Linked DNA regions of Homo sapiens: region 2 is linked to region 1. The links are chromatin loops, found by intact Hi-C in ENCODE. Cell type or tissue: B cell. All regions are shown on one strand.

Region 1 (8,000 bases):
AGCAGTAGCGACATTCCAGATATAGTCAAAATTGACCCTGGCTGCTCTGTGTTGTGTTATTTTGGAATGTTTATCCACCTTTTATTTTAACTCACCAAACACTCACTAAGCGTTTTGTAATATCCCAGGCTCTCAGAATACACAGATGAATAAGAAAGTTCCTGCTTCTGAGAAGTTCACAATTTGGACTGTTTTAACATACAAAGCTCTATGTTAGAGAGATGCATGTCATATGGAAGCATGACTGAGAAAAAAAATTTAGTTTGCTAAGAAGAGTGATGCTAAGATGAGTTGATGAACACATTTCCCAGCAGTATTAGGGCAGGGGAGTATCTTAGGAGAAAATCAGAAAGTTTGTTAGGAGGGAAAGTGGTTTAGAATTCTAGCAAAAAGAGCAGTTTATGCCAAAGCAGAGATTTAAAATTGTGTGGCATGTTTGAGAAAGAGTAGATTTTGGTTGTGTGGATGGATCACAAATTGCTTGGGGGAAATAACAGGACATGAGTAGGTTGGAACTATTATTGAACTTTAGGGGGTTTTTTTATTTTTAATCCCTTTTACAACTGTTCTTGTAAAACAAGTGCTTGATTATTTTTCATAATTTGCTTAACCTCTTCATTTGTTTTTAAAGCATTCTTTATATACTAATTAAAATTTCACTTTCTCTTCTGTTAAAGAACATTTACACTTTTACAAATTATCTCTTTTTCATTTGACGTAACTAATTCAGTTTAGCAATACTTACTCAATACTTCTAGATTTCCTATTCTGAGTAATGGCATCATGTGTTACCAAGCCTTTGATAGTCATTATGGATAACTTTATTTTCCTTTATCTTGTGCCCATATGGGCACTTTTATTTTACATCCTTAACATTGTTTAACATCTTCTGTGTTTATTCCATCATTTATTGTGTCCCCTAACTTTTCTCCTTATTCTGCTTCTTGGAGTCAGGCCTTCACAGCTCCTGGCCAGACTTTTAAGATTATCCAATGGGCTCTTCATTGCTTCCAGAAACACAAATCTGACTATTTCCTTGTAAAATCTTTTAGAGGCTCTTTATTGGATCTCATCTCCTTGTAAGACTTCTGTTGTCCTGTTCCTCTGTTCAATACCAGTTCATCTTTCATCAGCCCTTTACATAACATCCTGTGCTTCAGCCCAAACTATTCATACTGTTTCAAGCTTCCTTGCATTTGCATGTTAATTGCTTTATTTCAGCTGCCCTTCCTCATTGCTGGCGATTCCTATTCATACTTTTATACCTGACTTGGGTATCTTTTTCCTTCCTCTAACTCAGAAGTAGTTGATTACTCCTTTTTGAGATGCCAGTGGACTTAGTATGTGTGTCTGTTATTGCTTATATTATATTATATTATATTACGGTTTTGTTTGCATATCTGTTCCTTAATAGACCATGAATACCTTGAGGGGAAGGGTTGTTAATTTGGATTTCTGTGAGCAATAATTAATTGCTGGCATATATTAAAGATCATGATTTTTGAGTATAAATAGTAGAAGCACCTAAACAATAGAATTGTTCTTCCAAAGACTTCAAAACATGAGTTTGAAAAATTATGCCTGTGTAATAACTGAAGAATAATTTGCAGTAGTGCACAGCTTGTGATAATTGATTCAGTGGGGTGCAAATGATGGGTTAGTGATGTCATGATGGCTGGTTCAAGCCTACGAACATGGCGTTGCAGATCATAACAAGGAACTGTCTATTTGTAGTCAATCAGTAGAACATCAGTTGTGCCGATTCTCATGTATTTATATATTTTAGCAATAACATTTGTTTAAGAGTTGAATTGCAGTTATGCAAAAACATTATACATGCCATTTCTTAATCCGTATGATATGAAAAACCAAAAGAATGTAGTCACAAAACGAAGAGGGCTGAATCAAATCTTTTCTCAGTCATTGTGATTTTTTTTTTTTTTTTTTTTTTTGGAGTTGTAACATCTAAAGTTTAGAAATCTCTATCTGAAATCTATCAGGTCCCAGAAGTTACAGGTAACTACTCTTATTATAAGTATTCCGTGACTGAATGACAAGACACTGTGTGACATATGACAGGAAATGTCAAGGATCCTGTTTTTAACAATGTTATAATTGGTTCAGTAATTTCCAGATAATTGAAGTTAATCTCTTCCCTTTCTAAAATACTGTTTCTCATTTGCTGGGAAGCTCCAAAATACTAGTCCTACTGTTGTCATGTATACCTTTCAGCTTCTACTTTCCTCTTCTCGAAACCTGACCTAATTGTTTTTTCTAATTTGTTTTGAGCCAAGAAACCAAAAATAAATGGACTCTGAATTTTTACTTTGTGATCAATGTAAATCAGAAATACTTTTCATTTTACTTCCAGGTTCAAGGCTGCATTCTGAAGGTTTGGGTTGCAAAAAAAAGTAATTTTCTGGTTCAGCAAGCTATTCCTCTATCTTATTCAACACTGTTAAGTGAAGTTTTTATTTTAGTTATTGTATGATAAATCATATATGGTAAATCTGTTTATATTTGTTCCAACTTAATAAAACAATTAGAAAAGAGCTGATTTCCGAAGGCATAGAGTAGGTTTTATAGCTGTGATTCTTTACTCCAAGTCTTCCCTAAAGAATACCCTTAGGCTGAGATCTGAAATGATAAGCAGTAGTTAACTAGATGAAGAGAGGTAGAGGTAGAGGTGGAAAGAGAGAGAAATAGCACATAAAAGTGGGAGAATTTGGCACTTGTTGAGTTAAGGCCAGGATGGCTGCAGCAAAGTGAATGAGGGAGAACTAGATAGGAGATAAGGTTGGACACAGGAGTCAAGTTTTGCTGATTTTGCTCTCGATTTTAAGAGGAATAGGAACCATTTTTGAGGAGAGGAATAAGATAATTTACATTTTGTGAAAATTATTTCACCTGCTTAACCATGAGGATATTAGAACTTAAAAAGGAGAATGAGAAGGCTGCTAAAGTTTGTGGAGAGATGAAAGTAGTTGGGTAGGGTAGGGTGGTAGCAGGCAGGGGGTTCGGGAGTGGATAGATTTGAGATTTATTTTGAAGGTAGAGTCAATAAGGATTTTTATGTTCCAACAAATAGTTACCTTTCATTGTTTATGCTGTTACTACGTGTACTATTCTCTTTATCCTCTCCTGTTTTGTCTAGTGGGCAAACTTCCATTTATCTTTCAAAACCCAGGTTTGAAGCCATCACTGTCACAGCATCATTCTGTGTATGGTTGGCTTATTCATTCTTTACTAATTTCTCTTTTTTTTTAGCTTGATCAGTTTCTTTGTAGTCAAGCCTAGATTACAAGGGTTAAGAAGTAAATGAATAATTATGAAACTTATTTACTACCTAGTTTCATCTTGTCCCTAAAAGAAGTGTTCCAAGTGATTTTCATATGTTAAACAGAATGGAATTCCAGGTCTTAAATCTGTAAGACTGACAGACTCAGGTCTTCACACGAGGAAGGAATTATCCTCCAGAGGGCGCACATTACAAAGCCACTCTTGATTATTGAAAAATTCATCTTGTGTTAATGTATTTTTGAGCTTTCAAGTAACTTATTATACACAGCATACCTTTCTTCACTCCTATGCTTTTATGAGACTGTAACAGAATTTTTCATAAATATCTCATAAAGAAATTTGTTACCTGTATTTGGATTTAGAAATAACTATAAAACTATTCTTGTCTTTTTGTGTTTGTTTCCAGGTACTATTCTTAATTTGATATAAACTTGCCCTTTGTAATGACTTAAAGCTGAGAAGGAAATAATCTATATCTTATGACTCATAAGATAATAATTTCCATTATACCAATCCATGTGTATTTTGTAATCCTCATTATTAGGTTGAATGTCCTGGAACTGTGTAACACTCTTGTTTATACTGCTCCACAAAATAGTTGTTTTATTCCAGTTTTCCCTTCTGCCTTGTTTTTTTTCCACTAAGAATTGAACTCATGTAATAGAAAGTCTCATAAAATTATATAAATCCATTTTGTTTTATTTATTTTGATTTGTTATAAAGCTGATTAAGTTAACATTAGTATAAACAGCTGTTGTATAGTGCACATAAGGAAAGTATTCTTATTAACATAATTATATTTAGTGCTAGATGACTTTGCCATGTGTAGATTACCATCCTAGCTGGTTTTAAACCGTGTTACAATAATGAAATTTAGACTTGGGGAATAGAAAAATTAGATTACAGAACCAAAGATTAATAATTAGAACACATCTACGTTAGGTTTCCCTCAGATTTCATGACTAACGAAAGCTTAGCAACTACAGAATTGGGGTCATTAACCAATATTAGGTTGCATTCTTCTTTTATGTTGATTCTATAGAAATTTTAGCTTTCATCTGAAAGAAAGTAATGATTATATTCTGCTATACACTTGATTTTGACTCCTCCTTCCTCCTCTCTTCAACCCCTGGTTTTATATAACAGTTGAATATCAGTGGCATTTTACGTATGTATTCAAGGTTGTTTTGTTTTGTAAAAATATGTGGTTTTTCTGTCTTAACAGCATTCACTTTTTACGTTGCTACGTGTGGGTTTCTTTTCTTTTTTTCTTTTAATATTTCTTTCTTTCCAACACAGGAATACTCTGAAGATAGTAACTCCGAGCCAAATGTGGATTTGGAAAATCAGTACTATAATTCCAAAGCATTAAAAGAAGATGACCCAAAAGCGGCATTAAGCAGTTTCCAAAAGGTTTATATTCTTTTCCATTTGATTCTATGTGTTAATTTTTTTAATGATATGCTAGAACAAATAAGTCCCAGGTGATTTTATCTCAGAAATGTGTTTTGAATACTTAATTATCCTATCAGTTAGCATTAGGCAGCACAAGCAAGTGTTTCAAAACGGTTATCCTGATGTTTTTTCCAATCAAGCTGTCTATGGAGCAGGGCCATTGTCCTGAAAAACTAGGATGGTTCTGGCAGAAGAACCACCAACATGATGGTCAGTAGGTATTATCACTGCAATCTTGTTTCTTTTAGGGGTAAATCATACAGTTGTGGTTTCATTATTATGAATAGCTTGATTTCTTGACTTACTGATACACTTACGGATTATTTTTACCATAGGTTGGTTATTCAGGGGAAAAAATATTTCAGAAACTATATAATAATCAAGAAGTGGCTCTTTATTTTGCTGATGAAGGAACTTTAAGCTTGCTTATCCTTATGTAGGCATCTTACAACTTGTTTTTTTTAAAGACTGAAAAATGACATTGAGAAATGGTGGTATCCTTGGGGAAATGTTTTTTATGCATATAGTATAAAATTAATTCAATACTTACACATTGGGCATCATTAGAAAATAATGTGTTAATATTAAGATAAACTAAAAATTTCTTCCTCTTTTTAGGTTTTGGAACTTGAAGGTGAAAAAGGAGAATGGGGATTTAAAGCACTGAAACAAATGATTAAGATTAACTTCAAGTTGGTAAGATTTGTTTTGAGGGGAATTAAACTAATAAATTTTGTAGGTAAAAACCTCATCACGACAAAGTACTATTATATCTTCTTTTCTAAAGTACTTCTTTGGATGTGTTTTTATATTTAGTCTGCTCTGCAGTTGGGACTATAGTAATACTAAGTAAAAAAAACAAATTCTTCATAGGATACAGAAGTTTTCTATTTAAGAAAACTTACTCTTTTAGATGCATTTACAGTATTTGCCTTTTTTTTTTTTCCCCCGCTCTGTCACCCAGGCTGGAGTGCAATGGTGCAATCTTGGTTCACTGCAACCTCTGCCTCCTGGGTTCAAGTGATTCTCCTGCCTCAGCCTCCTGAGTAGCTGGAACTACAGGCACATGCCACCATGCCCAGCTAATTTTTTGTGTTTTTAGAAGAGACGGGCTTTCACCATGTTAGCCAGGATGGTCTCGATCTCCTGACCTCGTGATCTGCCTGCCTTGGCCTCCCAAAGTGCTAGGATTACAGGCGTGAGCCACCGCACCCTGCCAGGGCTGCATTATTAATAGATTGACTTTTCCACAAAGGATTAGTGTTTACTTTGGAGTTTTAAAATTCTCCTGTTTATTATAAAGAGTTTCTCTTCCATTGACTAGGGCCAAAACGTTAGCATTATGCTTAACTCTTCTCATTGTCTATTACCCCACAAATAATCCATTGGCAAATCCACATGGCTTTACATCCAGTATGACTGTGCTTACCATTTCTACCTCTGCTACTCTGGTCCAAGGCACCATGATTTCTTACCTGGATTATTGAGATAGCCTCTTAACTGGTCTCCTTACTTTCATCCTTACCCTGCTACAGTTTTCCACAAGTAGCAGAGTGATCCTTTTAAAATGTAAGTCAGATTATGCCATTCTTTTGCTCCATATCTTCTAGTGGTCCCCATCTCCCTTAGTAAAATCCAAAATTCTTACCATGACCTACAGATCCCTATGTAAGCTCATCCTTTGCTGCTGTTTTTATTTGCTCCATCACTGGCCTTCTTGCTGTTCCTCAAGTCATCCCAAGCACAATCCTGTGTAAAGGCTTGCACCTGCTGTTTCCTCTGCCTCAGAAGCTCTTCTCTGATAACCATATGGATTTTTTCTTCATTTGATTCAGGTCTCTGCTCAATGGCACCACTTATCAGGATGGCCTTCCCATGACCACCTGATATAAAATAGCATTCTTCCCATCGTCACTTAAATTTCTTCTTTGCTCTTTTTCTTTGCATATGTCACCATGTGATCTATTATTTATTGCTCCTCTTCACCCCACCCCTCCCCCCAAGTAAATTGTAAGCTCCATGAGAGCAGGACTTTGTGTTATTCGTTGTTATAATCTTAGAACCTATAATGGTGACTGTCATTTGGTTGGTGCTCAAATATTTTATTGAATGAACTCATAACTTATTCTAGAGAAACTGGAATTATGACATTATACTCAAAATGTCATTCCTCGGTTTCTTTAAACTGGTAAAGAATACAGGGTAGAAGCGGAGGGAAAAAGGATCAGGAGATGATAGGACTAGGTACAAACATGAATCTTAGATCACTAAAGGAGAAGAACTTTTGAGAGAAAGATGAAGTTGAAGCTCAGATGAGCAGGGAGTGAAGCAGTTGGAAGGTTCAGGAACTATGGCAAATTGAAGAATAGCTGATATGTTACCACTTTCTTTTTCCCCTGTTTTTGTATTTCCCATATGATATGTTTCCTCCACCTCTCCATTAGCTTCTCTATCCCGTCTGACTAGTACTTGTATCCAGGTTAACTTCTACTAATCTTGTACCTCTTCTTTTTGAGGTACTGTCACTCTGGTATGGTTTATCTCACCTTTAATAGGAGGGGCACTCCATGGCATCTCCTACAGAAGCTGTTGACAAAATGTCTTTGTTCATTTCTTCCCCAAAATACATCAGAACAATTCAAAACATGTTAAATGTTATTAAGTATATTGTATATTGCACTTAAATCTAGTTAAAGAATGAAAATTATCTACATTATATTTACCCTTTCTACTCCTACTGCTTTGATACTCTCAAAACATTTCTATGTTGCCCAGAGCCCCATGCTTTCTTTCCATTTTCTGTTTGCAAGAATATTAAACACAAACATTTACTGTATTCAGATTAATAACTTAGAAGGCTGTGGAAGAAGCACCAAGTGTTTCAAGGGACAGAAATTTGTGATTAAACAATTATAGTGCCATTAGGGGCTGAATGTTTAACTCGTAGGTTCTGTGATTTGAGATAATACCAAGAGTCCCTATAGAAATCTGCTATTTTAACGTACTAGCAGTGGTTTCGAGTCCATTTGAACACTGTGCTACCCTTAAGACTTGGTTTTGCCATTTTACCTTGAGCAGAGTGGGAAGGAAGGGAGAGGGTTTTTTGCATTTTATGTTATTTTGTTTACCTTATCTACCTTTTGTTTGCTGTAGCAGCATCTGTGAATAAGTTATGGTTCACAAGAGTGATTTCAGCTTCTGTACCTGCCCCTCTCGTTTTCTGATTGGACTCAGAGTAGGAGCTA
Region 2 (8,000 bases), 1.0 Mb before region 1:
CCCTGAGATTAGTTCTGCTTATCATCTCTGTAGTATTGATTCATAGATGAACAAGAGAATCACCTGGGAAGCTTTAAAAATAGCATGATGTATTGTTATTTTTAAAAGGGATACTTATCTTTTTGAGATACATACTAAGTACTTATGGATGAAATGATGTTGAACCATTTGAGAGATAGTTGTAGACAATATAACATTTTATTCCTAAATACTTTCAGTACGTATCACTTAAAACAAGAGAATTTTGTAATCTAACTACAACAGAATTATAACACTTGGGAAACTTGAAGTCGATACAATTTTATTATCTAATATTACATTTAATATTATTATCTAATATGAATTCTTATTCAGTTTTCGAATTACTTCAATAATATCTGTGTTAGCCTGTTTTGTGCTGCTATTACAGAGTACCTTAGACTGGGTAATTTATAAAGAACAGAAATTTATTTTTTCATAGTTTTGGAGGCTAGAAAGTCCAAGATCCTTTGCATTAGCAGGTTTGGTTATCTGGTGAAGGCTGTAGCCTCCAAGAAAAGGAATGCTGTGTCCTCACGTGGCAGAAGGTGGAATGGCAAGGAATGCATACTGCATGAAGCCTCTTTTGTAAGGGCCTTAATCCCATTCATGAGGGAGGAGCTCTCATGGCCTAATCCCCTTTTAAAGGCCCCACCTCTTAATACTGTCATATTGGCAACACCTACATTTTGGAGGGGACACATTCAACCCATTGCAATGTCTTATAGCTTTTTTTTTGTAAACCATCCAAAAGCCAATCTAGATTACAGATTGCATTTAATATTAAATATAATTATTTATGTCTTTTATGTTTCCTTTAATCAAGAGCAGTTCCCCAGCTTTTCCTTGGTCTTTAATTGACATTAACATTTTTGGAGTCCAGGCCAGTATTTTGTTGAATGTTCTTTAACTTGGGTTTATGTGATGTTTCCTCATGATTAGATTCAGGTTTTGCAGTTTGGCAGGAACACTAAAGAAGTGGTGTTCTGTCCTTCTCAGTGTGTCAGACCAGGAGGCATCTGCTGCCTGATTGTCCCATTATTGCTCGTATTAAGTTGGATCACTTAGTAGAAATGCTAACTGCTAGATGCATTGGAAAGATATAGTTCTTCTTTGTAATTAATATGTATTGCATGGAGTTATACTTTTAGATTGTATAAATATTCTTTTACGCCCCAATTTCCCACTGAATGATTTTGGCACTCTTTGATGATCCTTGCCTGAATCTATTATTTCTATGGTGGTTCTGAGAGGGTGATTTTCTGTTTCTATCATTCCTTCCACATGCATTCATTGGCATCTTTTCTTTTTCTTTTTTTCCTCCTTTAAAGGTTGGGTATAGACTCAGCAATTTTCAAAAAATTCAATGTTATATATTCTTTTGTGTCATTGATCTTGGTTGGCTCCTGTGTCTTTTGGCAGGTCCCGATCAGCTTTTGAGCATGTTCTGATGTTCTGAAACAAAAGATGTTCCAGGATCACCTTGTGCTTCCCTTGACCCAGCCCTGGAATCAACCATTTCTCCGTGGGATCCTGCTTTTGTCTTTTGACTATGGTGTTTAGACATGGAAGCCAGGGTGCAGGTATACTCCTTCTGCAGGAGGGTTATTGCTTCTAGGCTCTTTCAATGGACAAAATAGGAAGTATATACTTTTTTTTTTTTTTTTTTTTTGGAGACAGTGTCTCTTTCTCTCTGTCACCCAGGATGGAGTGCAGTGGTGTGATCTCTGTTCACTGCAACCTCCGCCTCCCCAGTTCAAGCGATTCTCATGCCTCAGCCTCCTGAGTAGCTGGGATTACAGGCATGCAGCACCACACCCGACTAATTCTTGTAATTGTAGTAGAGGCAGGGTTTTACCATGTTGCCCAGGCTGGTCTTGAACTCCTGACCTCAGGTGATCTGCCCACCTTGACCTCCCCAAGTGCTGGGATTACAGGCGTGAGCCACCGTGCCTGGCTAATACATAGTTTTAAAGACCTCGAATTTGTACTGATACCTCTAACTTCGTAACCCAACACCAAAGAGTTTGCGTCTTCTTCCTTTACTCCATATCTCTTTTAAAAAACAAAAAACAACCCTCCCATAATGGGAAAACTGGTTCCCAGTGAGACAGCCAAGTGGGAAGAGGATCCCTGGAAAAACTCCAACTGGCTTGTGCACTGGGAAGAGTGCACACTGGGGTGGAGACACAGAAGTTCACAACATTTGCAGAAGGGTTCCTCTTCCTGTGTGGAACCTGGGATTCAAGGCTCCTCCTCTTCCTGTGTGGAACTTGTGGGTGGGAAGTTCTCTAGCAGGGACTCTGGCCTTAGGAGGATCCCTGTTTCCCCTTTTTTCCCTTTTACCCAATACAACCCTGCTTTACTCACGCTTCAAACCATCTATGAGCCTAAATGTTGGTGACCATGGGACGGAAAAGGACCCTGTCTTTAGCTGAACTAAGGAAAAGTCCTGCAACACCAGCAAGATCAATATGTTTATCTATTTGAAATTCTAAAACACACGCAAAGTAGTTTCAGAATTACTACATCAATACCACTACCAAAGACAAACTTACCTTACCAGGTAAAGTTCAAGGCTTTCTTAATTATTATCCTTAGAATATTCCCTGAGGGTGGCCAGTTAGAATTTCACATTCACAAGTTACTTGGAATAATTATTTTTCTTGTTCTGAATAATTACATTTTTTATATGATACATGCTTAGGTTGATTTGTTTCTGTTTCTGTTCAACTTAACAGTCCTCCCAGCCTGGTGACTAAATTTTATATTTGAAAATGTAGGCCGGGCGTGGTGGCTCATGCCTGTAATCCCGGCACTTTGGGAGGCCAAGGCAGGTGAATCACGAGGTCAGAGTTCAAGACCAGCCTGGCCAAGATGGTGAAACCCCGTCTCTACTAAAAACACAAAAAATTAGCTGGGCACGGTGGCAGACGCCTGTAATCCCAGCTACTCGGGATGCTGAGGTAGGTGAACCACTTGAACTCAGAGGGCAGAGGTTGCAGTGACCCGAGATCGCGCTCCTGCACTCCAGCCTGGGCAACAGAGTGAGACTCCGTCTCAAAAAAAAAAAAAAAAGTAAACATTTATGTGGTTCAAGAGTAAAAACTATATAAAAATATAATCAGAAGAGTTCTATCTTTTTCCATCTTTCTCATTCATTTTCATCCTTTTGCTTTAGGTAATCAATCCCATTAGTTTCTGGTTAATCCTTTCTGCATTTCTTTTTTTGCAAAAATTAGGACATATTCATATATCTTCTGACAAAGTAGCTTTGGCCAAATAGAAATATTGTCTTGCTGGGCACAAAGCACCAATTTTCAAAAAAGTTCCCAATGACTGAGCAAGCATTTTCTCTTCTTGGTGTACCTGAGTGCACCTGTGATAGTAAGAAAGAAAGAAAGAAAGGAAGGAAAAAGAAAAAAAGACATGGTGAGAGTGGCGGTGAAGAGAGTAGGGGGCCTAATTAGCCTTAAGAATTTATTCACATTTAGTAAAATTTCCACTAGATGGCAGTAACACTCCAAGAATAAGTTTCCTTTGTGTTCTGGGATAGGGTGACGCACCTACATGGAATGATGAGCTGTGGAGTGTGTTTAGGACAGACTCCCACCCAATGCAGAAATATTTTAAATGGATTCATTTTTCAGGTAATACCAATTTAACTTTTAAAATTAACTCTAAATCCAGTTTATCCCTCAGTAATGTAATATACTGAAAAAAGAAAGAGACTGATCCTGAATCAATGTATGACTGATCTGTGATTTGATAGCCTCTCAAATCAGACAAGATACTATAAACAGCAAATGTTAAAAAACCCTTAAGATTCAGTAAAATGTATTTTTATGCCCAGTGTTAATTAAAATCTCTTTATTGAATGCACTTTACCTCTTTATTTTTTGTTCAATTTTGTTTTATCCTGATTTTTAAAACAAGTAAAAAGTAGTCAAAGCCAAAAAGTAAACTAAATATCAAGGTTCATTTTAACTCAGATTAGGATGTGGTACATATAGCTGGGATTGTAGAGGTAATACCATACCCCTGGTTAACTCAATAGATCTTGCAAAAAGTTCTATTTAATATCAGTCACTGCTTTTCATGGCTCAGCTAGGCTTTAAGAACGAAATATTTTCTACGATATTCAGTAGTGTAATATGATATGGAAGCAACTGCTTCCATAAGTGTAGAGGGCAGGAGTGATCTGATCAGCTGAGAGTAGTCCGTGACGGCTTCCAGGAGTAAGTGAACTTTGAAAAAGGTGCTGAAGGAAATCATAGATATGAGTTGATAGTTAGGGAAAGGTAGGCCCTGTGGATAGGAAGAAAGATGTAAAAAAAAAAACAAGGGTAATTGCAAATGATGTCATCTCATATTAGGTTATTCTTTCATGATGAAGTGAAGGAAAACATGCCTTAACTTTGTGATATAGTTTGGCTCTGTGTCCCTACCCAAATCTCATCTTGAATTGTAATCCTCATGTGTCAAGGGAGGGACTTGGTGGGAGGTAATGCCCCCATGCTGTTCTCAAGATAGTGAGTGAGTCTCATGTGATCTGATGGTTTTGTAAGTGTTTGACATTTTCCCTTTTTGCTCTTCTCTCCTGCTGCCACGTAAGATGTGCCTTGCTTCCTCTTTGCCTTCTGCCATGATTGTAAGTTTCCTGAGGCCTCCCCAGCCATGCGTAACTGTGAGTCAATCAAACCTCTTTTCTTTACAAATTACCCAGTCTCAGGTATTTCTTTACAGCAGTGTGAAAAATGGACTAATACACTGTGAATGCAAAAGTCTATCATGTTCAATATAATTATCTCAGAATGTTTTTCACGTCTCTTCCCCTCCTTTGCATTTCTACCACCATCATCATACTTTAGGCTTTTCATACTGGGAAATGGACTAAGGTTTCAACTTGGCATCCCTGCTTCCATTCTTCCCTCCTCTAAATCGATTTTCCACATTGTGGCCAGGATTGCCTTCCTAAGGCACAACCCTGACCTAGTATGTTTCCTTTGGTAAAACAAAGGGACCTGAATTGGCTCAGCTTCCAGGGCACCATGAAAACAGTCTATTGATAGGAAGTTGGTCTCAAAAAGCCCTTCCATTCTAATGTTTTATGATCCTTACATGTCATCCTTTCACTGAGATAGCATGTGTGGCTCCCATTTATCTACAGGTGAAGTTGATGTTCCCTTTTCAGACATGCAAGGCAGTCTACAACGTAGGCCTGTATTTTCTGGGTTTTCTCCCCCTCACTCATGATTAGTTCACTTTAGCCAAATCAGACAGAGGGCATATAACATGGTACCTTTAATCACGCTGTTCCATCTGTCAGGAATGCAGAATCATCCCTCCCTGTTTCCATTTGAAATGCTTCATAGAACACTTGTGATTTGCACAAAGCCACCCTTTACTACTGTGGCACCTAGCCTCTAAGTTGACCTCCAGAGATTCATGCTGCCTGGTACTCATGCACTGTGAAATGACCACACTGAATCACGGCTGACTCTGTATAGTCAATAACTGATGGAATATTGTGAAAGTAAAAATATGTTACTTCTGAGGTTAGCTTATCAAAAGCTTTGTAGTTTCTGCTTTAGTGTCTTGGATCACTCACTTTGAGGAGAGCCAGCTGCATGCTATGAGGACACTAAAGCAGCTTTATGGAGAGATCTACTTGGAGAGAAGCTGAGGTCTTTACTCAACAGTCAGCACCAATGTGCCCACCATGTGAGTGAGCCATTCAGAAAATGATTCCTCCAGCCCCAGTCAAGCCCCTGGGTGACTGCAGAATCAACTAGTATCTGACTGAAGGCAGCAAGCCAAAACTGCCCATCAACTTGCTCCTGAATTTCTGACCCACAGACACTATATTGTTGTTTTAAGCCACTAAGTGTTGGGGGTGATTTGTTACACAGCAATAGATAATACAACATCAAGCCTCTGATGGCACAGTTTTGGCAGCCAACTAGAATTACTTGCTCTTCAATTTCTATTTTTAGAAGAAAAGTTCTTGCCTTTAAGGGAAATGAGGGCTTTGATGAGGTTGATATCCTCAAAGGAAGGTCCTGGCATCTCCAGGTCTTCAGCTTCTCTCCTAAGCTAAGCATTTAATTCATTCTTAACTCCTTCCTATGCATTATACATAGTCAGAGCCTGAAACAGTTCGTTTCTTCTCAAAAGGGAGGATAGTAGAAACAGAGGCAGAGTAACAGTCAAGGCCATGGATGGTGGAAGCAGATGTGTGCGTAATTGAGTCTTGGCTTTGCCTCTCCCTCCCTGCATGCCTACTGACTTTGGAGGATTGCATGGGGGTATTGAATGTTAAGATCTATGCCATGCCCACACTTCAGTGCCTGGAAAGTATCCAGGACTCAGTAAATGCTATGATTTTTATTACTAAGATTCCCTGGACATCAGCCTCTTTTCATTACTACCTTAAACTAGAGCCATCTTTATCATTCCTCGTTGCTTTCTACCACCATTTCTTTGTACCACAGACTCTTCCACTGAGCTGCCAAGATGTTCTTCAAAATGAAATATAGCCGTGTTGTTTTCCTGCTTGAAAAACCTCTATTAAAATACAAAACAGATCCGTAGGGTTAAATCTAGGCTAGAGTTGCTTTGGGGAGGAGGAAGTGGATGGTGAGTGGGAAGGGGCGTGACAGGGTGGGCTTTTGAGGTGCTGACATGTTGTTTCTTGACCTTGATGGTGATTATACAGTTGGGTACCTTTCGTGATAACTCTGAGTTGTGTCCTGGATGCTCTGTGTGTTTTTCTGTATGTATATTATATTGCAATAAAAAGTCTATTCATAAAAAATGAACATAAAAACAAGTGAACATCACTGTTGGCTTCCTTGCCATCAGGGATAAAAGCTGCTTTCCTTCGGCATCCAGAGCTGCCCCATGGCTCCTGTTCGGGACCTACTTCTTCAGCATCATAACTCACTCCTGAGTCCCACACAACCAGTGTTTCTAGTTATATTTCTCAGCATTCCCTGAACACACCATGCAACTTCTCTGCCTTTGTACATTCTGTCCACTTCCTCTTTCCCTACCTCAGTTTTTACATTTTAGGAAAAACTCGTATTCGTCTTTCAAGAGCCCCTCAGACATGCCATATGTGAAGCCTTATGTGCCCTCCTCAAGCAGAGAAGTTGCTCCCTCCTCTGGCTTACCGCAACACCTCTCTCACAGTGCTGTGCAGACTTTCTGTGTTCAGGGAAATATGTTGTGTGTGCTGTCCAATATGGCAGCCACTGGAAACCCAGCTAGTGTGGTTGAGGAAAGGAATTCTTAATTTTATTTCACTTTTAAAAAATTTTAACTCTTTAAAACAACTTTATTGGGGTATAATTTACATGCCATAAAATTCACCCATTTTCTGTACTCTTATTTAATTTTAATAAATTTAAAATTAAATAGCCACATATGCACAGTGCGGCTCCTTCACAAGTTCTCACACAATGTGTGTATAAATCACCTGTTTACATATCTTCCTCTCATGGAAGATCGTGAGCTTTTTGAGGGGAAAGATTTTGTCCTTATCAGTCTCTTGGTGAGTGAAATGCCTGTTACTTAAGAGACGCTCAATAAGTATTATGAATGAATAATTGGATTGTATTTCTAAGAACCCTGCCCTGATTGCCTGTGAGGTCCTCTCAGCCCATTACTGAGAATTTCTACCCAAACTTTTTGCCTTACTCTTTCTCCAATAGGAATCAAAAACCATGGCCCAGGATCATGGTGATAAGGCCTTGGAGAGTCTGGAAACTTTCACCTCTAAGTTTGTTTTGTTTTGGTTTCCCTATTCTTGGTGGTATTAATCAGTTAGCATCACTTAAAAGGAAAAGAGCCCTTGAGCTTATCTGTAGGGGCAGCCAAACAGGAAGAGGAAAAGGAGGTCGCCGCTCTTTCTGTGGCTGGTCTTGGAAAGGGAATGTCCCAAGGGTTGGGGCAGATGGAGTCAGACTTAAGAAAAGGGG

The links. A loop is a pair of places that touch in the nucleus more often than their neighbours do. Peaks named below come from ENCODE experiments on the same cell type or tissue, not always from the same donor. Only the 100,000 strongest peaks of a DNase experiment are listed, where the experiment ranks them.
Region 2: it touches region 1 in a loop (4-fold over the local background); 10 of 110 quality-filtered maps call a loop at or near these places.

What each region holds. Positions count from the first base shown.
Region 1 is chr15:49,141,678-49,149,677 of GRCh38, reverse strand. It overlaps COPS2 (COP9 signalosome subunit 2), which reads left to right. Exons shown (of 13, transcript NM_004236.4): 2 at 4,600-4,713; 3 at 5,374-5,451. Among named protein-coding and RNA genes, the nearest start is that of COPS2, 9.9 kb to the left of the region's middle. In B cell, a CTCF peak has its summit at 3,502 (motif pointing right); a DNase peak (open chromatin) is centred at 3,467; H3K27ac peaks cover 936 bases.
Region 2 is chr15:50,141,111-50,149,110 of GRCh38, reverse strand. It overlaps a transcript of ATP8B4 not described here. Among named protein-coding and RNA genes, the nearest start is that of ATP8B4, 26 kb to the right of the region's middle. In B cell, CTCF peaks have their summits at 3,319 and 3,520 (motif pointing right); a DNase peak (open chromatin) is centred at 3,530.